Linked DNA regions of Mus musculus: region 2 is linked to region 1. Evidence: chromatin loops called from intact Hi-C (ENCODE). Cell type or tissue: heart. All regions are shown on one strand. Links, peaks and the distances in the headings refer to the core of each region. The heading gives the core; the rest is flanking DNA. Region 1 overlaps Aopep (aminopeptidase O). Region 2 overlaps Aopep (aminopeptidase O).

The links. A loop is a pair of places that touch in the nucleus more often than their neighbours do. Peaks named below come from ENCODE experiments on the same cell type or tissue, not always from the same donor. Only the 100,000 strongest peaks of a DNase experiment are listed, where the experiment ranks them.
Region 2: it touches region 1 in a loop (2.2-fold over the local background); 7 of 42 quality-filtered maps call a loop at or near these places.

Annotation. Positions count from the first base shown.
Region 1 is chr13:63,045,746-63,048,547 of GRCm38, reverse strand. The region is part of intron 3 of Aopep (aminopeptidase O); the gene reads right to left. Among named protein-coding and RNA genes, the nearest start is that of Gm46422, 48 kb to the left of the region's middle. In heart, for the core only: a CTCF peak has its summit at 1,759 (motif pointing left); a DNase peak (open chromatin) is centred at 1,667.
Region 2 is chr13:63,095,561-63,098,362 of GRCm38, reverse strand. The region is part of intron 5 of Aopep (aminopeptidase O); the gene reads right to left. Among named protein-coding and RNA genes, the nearest start is that of Gm46422, 2.2 kb to the right of the region's middle. In heart, for the core only: a CTCF peak has its summit at 1,238; a DNase peak (open chromatin) is centred at 1,432.

The sequences.
Region 1 (2,802 bases), core at 282-2,781:
CTGTCTTACAAGCATGGTAGCAGCTACAATAAGACTCAAACATTTTCATCTTCAAAACAGAACTGAAAGTTTCTTTAGAGATAACTGGATTTTTGGAAGGATAACAGGACTTGAAAGGGACTAATTTTCAAGTCAAAAGAGATGATCTAAAAAGTTGGGTTTGGCTCTAGGTGCAGCTCAACTATGAGTACTCAGGCAGCACGCACAGAGCTCTGGGTGTGATGCCCACCACACTAAATACACCACAATTAGAATTCACTTCTCAAAGTAGGTACATCATAGCCTAGAAATGCTAACACCATCACCTGAGGTGCTGCTTCATTCACTGCTTGGAAAACTGTCCTCAGAACAGCTTTGGAGACTCTCTTCATAAGGAGGTAATAAGGTACAAGTGAGGAGAGGCAAAGATGACAAGGAGTCAGCCTCAGCTCGGTGGGTGACAGCCGGATACCAAGGGGATGTGAGTGTGACTTTGTATCTTACACTTGTGAAAATCTTAAATATTTGAGACGGGCATTTTTATAAAATGAAAAAATTAGAAAATCAAAGTCCTGTAGACACATTTTGGTCATATCAATTAGCAATAGTAAACTAATGTGGGTAGTCAAGTCCTGTATACCTGGTATATCACTAAAACTCCAAAGGCAGCAACCATCACACACAGCTATTTCTGCACAGGCAAGAATGCCTGATATTTAAAGAGTTAGTGGCAAAAGGTTGTTGTTAAATTGGCAGAGTCCTTGCCTTGCGTACAGGGAAATTAAATTGGTTAAATCCCATGCACGGCTTAGACAAGATATGGTGGGACACATTTGCAATGTGAGCACCTGGGAGGTAAAGGTAGGACACAAATTCAAGTTCATGATTGACTGCATAGCAAGCTTGAGGCTAGCTTGATCACCATGAGATCTTGTCTTAATTTAAAAAATAACAACAAGAATAAAAATCAATAAACAAAAACCAGTTTAAGGCCAGCCAGATACATGAGATTTTAAAAAGAAATTGTTGTTTTCTCTGAAAATTTAAAAGGGCATACAAAGTTTTCCTACTGGAAGCACTCATGTAACCTTGGAAGCTTTCTGCTGTCGGGTAGACCAACAGAGTGAAGCCCTCAGTGATGTCAGTGTGCTCTTATGTGACATATCATGTTTCTCTTCTCAGATCCAATGTAGTTCCTATCTTAAGACTATTTCTCTAGCCACAATCCCTTCTTCAGAGCTCCCTGCCCAAATTACTCCATATGGCAGTAATGCTTTGGGAAGGTCATTACAAATGCAAGCTGTATAGGAATACGTGCATTTATGAGTATATGATAACCACATTATATAAATATGAACACCACAGGAACATGTGTAAGCACTATGTACACACTGGAAGGAATGCAGGCTCCTCATTTCATTGTTCTTCCCCTCATGGTATCCTTCTCCATCCCCAGGTACTTCAGCAAACCCCAGCATTCTTTCTGTTACAACTGAGACACTGCAATTACATGACCTACTTTATGAGCTTTTGGCCCCTCTGGCAAAGCCTTGTCCACATCAGTCTTCCTCACTATTGTTCGAGGGCTGAAACTGGCATCAGGTGGGCCAATGCCCATCAGCTTTCCCTTACCAGGCCAGACAATGGCTTCACAGGCCAATGCCACCCTACACAGAGGTCTCAGGTCTCTCTCTTTGCAGGAAGTATAGCCCTGGACACAGACGACTAGGAGAGAATAACCTTCAAAGGTAAAAGAGCGCCACCTGCTGAAGCGAGAGGGGCTGTGTAGATTGTGAGCATCCCATGGTTTCAAGGCTTCCCTAAAGGAACACTGGCACCAGTCTACCAGATCTCCTAGATAGACATGACCATAATGAAGATGAGTAGCTCCCCTGAAACACAAAGGACATCAGTGGGCTGAATACCACCTTTCCAGATGGTTGGTCACAAGACAAACATTAATGCCTTGCATGCAAACATTCATGTATGTCTAATCCAAGAAAAATTTTACACCAGTGAGAATGGGCAAATAAAACATGCTGGCAGAAGCACTGTGGTCTGAGAGAGAGAGAAAAAAAAATCCTAACATACTCTGTGTATATACTAAGCAGAGCAAGGAGGCAAGCAAGCTAGTGAACAGCAAATCACAGAATGAAAGCCCTGGAAAGTGTAAGACATCATCTGAGTCCACATGAGCAATAGAAAAGCCAAACACAACCCTCACAATGTGAGGGCAGCTGTCTACTGGAAACAAGGAATACGTTCACTGTGAAGTATACTCTAAGGCACGCCCACCCCACTTCTTCATAGCATCTGCATGCAGTACCGAGGTTCTACTTCCAAAACTAGGACACTCTACCTTGCATTTCCTTTTTGTGGGCAAAGTACTTACTTGATCATAGCCACCCCTAAAGCTTTTTAATTTACTGCCTTCTCACATGGAGAGAATGTGGAGCATTCTCAACACTGCTATTTATTTTGAGCCATCAAAATAGGGTGGGGGAAGCTGGCTTTTTGTCTGGGAGAGTCTTGCTCCTTAGTCATTTTTCCTGGAATTTCCCAGTCATACGGAAGAGAATGTCAGAGAGCTGACATATTGTACAGTCCAGACAGAGAATAGCATTTTGCCCAAAGTGAAATAACGTTTATGCTCTTTACAATTGAAAAATGGGGGGGGGGGGAACCAGACAAAGATCCTAAAAAAAAATCATTAATTTGAGGAGTAGGAATATGCCAAATTAGATTTATAAAAGTAAAGCCAGGGGGCTGGAGTGACAGCTCAGAAGCTAAGAGCACACACTGCTCTTGGAGGTGCCAAGGTTG
Region 2 (2,802 bases), core at 273-2,772, 50 kb before region 1:
CAGCACTTTTACTGAAAAGGGAAGAAACACGGTTTGAAGGGATGGCTATGCAGGAGGTGGTCCAAGGACTTGGCACATGGGCATGGCCAGTCATGTGAAGTGCATTCAAGTCAGGAATTAACTGTGTTTACTTCCCTTTTCAGAGATGCTTCATGTTCTCACTTGGAACATCCCCCATTGACAGGCTCCTAGAAAAATAGCTTCCATAACTGTCAATTGTCATCTGGTATGTGCTGAGACAAGGGCCTCATGCCTTTAGATTTCAAAATTAGCCCAAAGAAGAGTTGGAATTATGAGTGTGCAAATAAATAAGTAATATTCAGATAGTTGGCAGTAATCTGAAGGGAGCAACCAGGCCTGCCTATCTGTCGATACATTAAGCAGCAATGTGTATGTTAGTGGTATAAGAAACACATACTAACAATGATATCGGGCATATGATAATGTTTGCCTTTTTAAATGCAATACTTTTGGAATATTCTTATAGTTTCCTTATATTACACTTTAACAATCTCTTCCCAAATGTCTAATATTTTTTTAAAAAATCCTTTACTCCCCAGTTTCTCAGTGTTTTTCCCTTCTTGGTTTCTGGGCCGTTCTGGCACCGATGGGCACTCTGTTGGCAGTGCACAATAGCTGGCACAGAGCGTGCTCACCATACATACTTGTGGAATTAAGGAATAAAAATCCGAGACAAGCCATTTTCCACATGCAGAGTGGCCTTACCTCACACCAAGCACAGAATCGATTCCCAGCGGAAACTGTGAAACTCTTTGAGGAAAACATGAGCAAAACCTTTGTGTTCTCAGATTAGACCATGGAATTGCTGACACGATACAAGCAAGTCAAAAAAGTAAATCAGATTCAGTCAAAAATAAAAACCTTTGTGCTTCTGGAGCACTACTAAAGTAAAGGCATAGCGGCACAGGACAGACAGACAGACAGACAGACAGACAGACAGACACACACACACACACACACACACACACACACACACGCATCACCTTCTGCCTTCCCGGAACTCAGCCTCACTGTATCTGTGTACATCCTCTCTCGCTGTCTGTCTCTGTCTCTGTCTCTGTCTCTGCCTCTGTCTCTCTCTCCCCCTTGCTTTCTGTTTCTGCAAATTCTTTGCCATGTCTTTGCTTATATCTTCCCTCTTCAATTCTACGTCTGTTTCTTTTATTTTAAGAAATGCAACTTATATTTTTATACATGGGAGTTTTTTTAAAGCACCACTAGGGAATTTGTCCAAGGGCTAAAGAGCCTGGGTACCAGAGACTGTACTATGCTCCAGGTCGCCTTCCTATCCAAGGCATAGAAACAGACACACACAGAGTAGATCTTTGATCCTAAGAACCCAGAATTCCCACTGGGATGAGGGTAAATATTTATCTCTATCTGGATTTGCTGGCTGCTGCCTGGTTTTTGGCTTACTCAATATCCTATTTGGCCAGAGACCAGTCAGGTCAGGAAAAGATCACTCCACAGCTCCAGCCTTGGACACATTCGGGAAGAGCCTCCAAACAGTTCCCATATAAACGTTAAAGGGTCATCTGAGTCCACTGCTCACATAAGGAAACACATAGGAGAAAAGACATGTTCTGCCCTCACAGTGAGAGAAGAAAACCAAATATGGAATATTCACTTTTGCATTTCTTCCCATACTCTCTCTCATCTAAGACAAGAAACAGCCTACAAAGGCGTAAACGTGCTATCTAGTGGTCAGGATGGAGGAAATAGAAAAGGGCTTGTCATCTCCCAGGTCTAGATTTTCAAGTCCTAGTTTAACAACCAAGGTTCACTTTCCTAGTCTACAAAACCAAGACAAGGAACATCTATTTCAGAGAGTTTTTCCAAAGACTCTGGCATCACACAGGCAGGGCATGGACATGGATCCTAAGATGTAGGGCACTTTCATTTTGGCAGGAGCCCTGGACAGATCTCACTGTCTGTACAACAGAATTTCAGAGATTCAGATCACCATGGTCCTCTGGATCTAAAATAGAGACCTGTCTCTAAAACTTGTATGCACTCAATTCACCTGTGAAGCAGCTTCATCATATATTGGCAGGCAACACTTGTAAGCTCCACTGGGCATATCTGTTTATAGAAACAATACCAACTCCCCCATCCTGCCACTGCACAGGGAGACAGAAATCTACAGCTCACATGGTCACCAGCACCACCAGCATTACCAGTACCCTCCTTTCACTGTTGACAGTGCCACTGCCACGCCACAGCTATCACCAGCTCCACTAGTGACACCATCAGTCTCACCTCCCCCCACCTCTGCCACTGGCACCTCATCTTCTTCTCCCATGCAACTATCAGCATCTCTCACACCACAGAGCATCAACCAAGACCTAAGACTGAAAAAGAATGACTGATGGTGAATCCACCAGGCGTGCAGTCTTAAAAAGAAGAATTTATTTAGAAAACTTTTAAGCCAATTGTATAAAGTGTGACACCATCTCAATGTGTCCTCAGACACCCCTGACAGTTATCTGCTGTAACAAATGTCACCGAATAAAAGGCATCCCCCTCCTTACTTCCTATGGGGACCAGGGAGGAAGGACAAAAGTCAAGGACTGAGAGAAAGCGCCCTAGGCCCATGGGCACCTCCACTACAGCTCTGAACCTGGGCTACTTATTCCTAGTGTCCAAATACATGCGATCAGAGATTACAACCATGTAGGGCGGGGAGCAGCCACGGTGACCGGGACTGGCTGTATTTCCATGTGACAAAGATCTTGAAGATCACAGGCAGCACAGCATCCCTAGCTGTCCAATGGGAGGCTG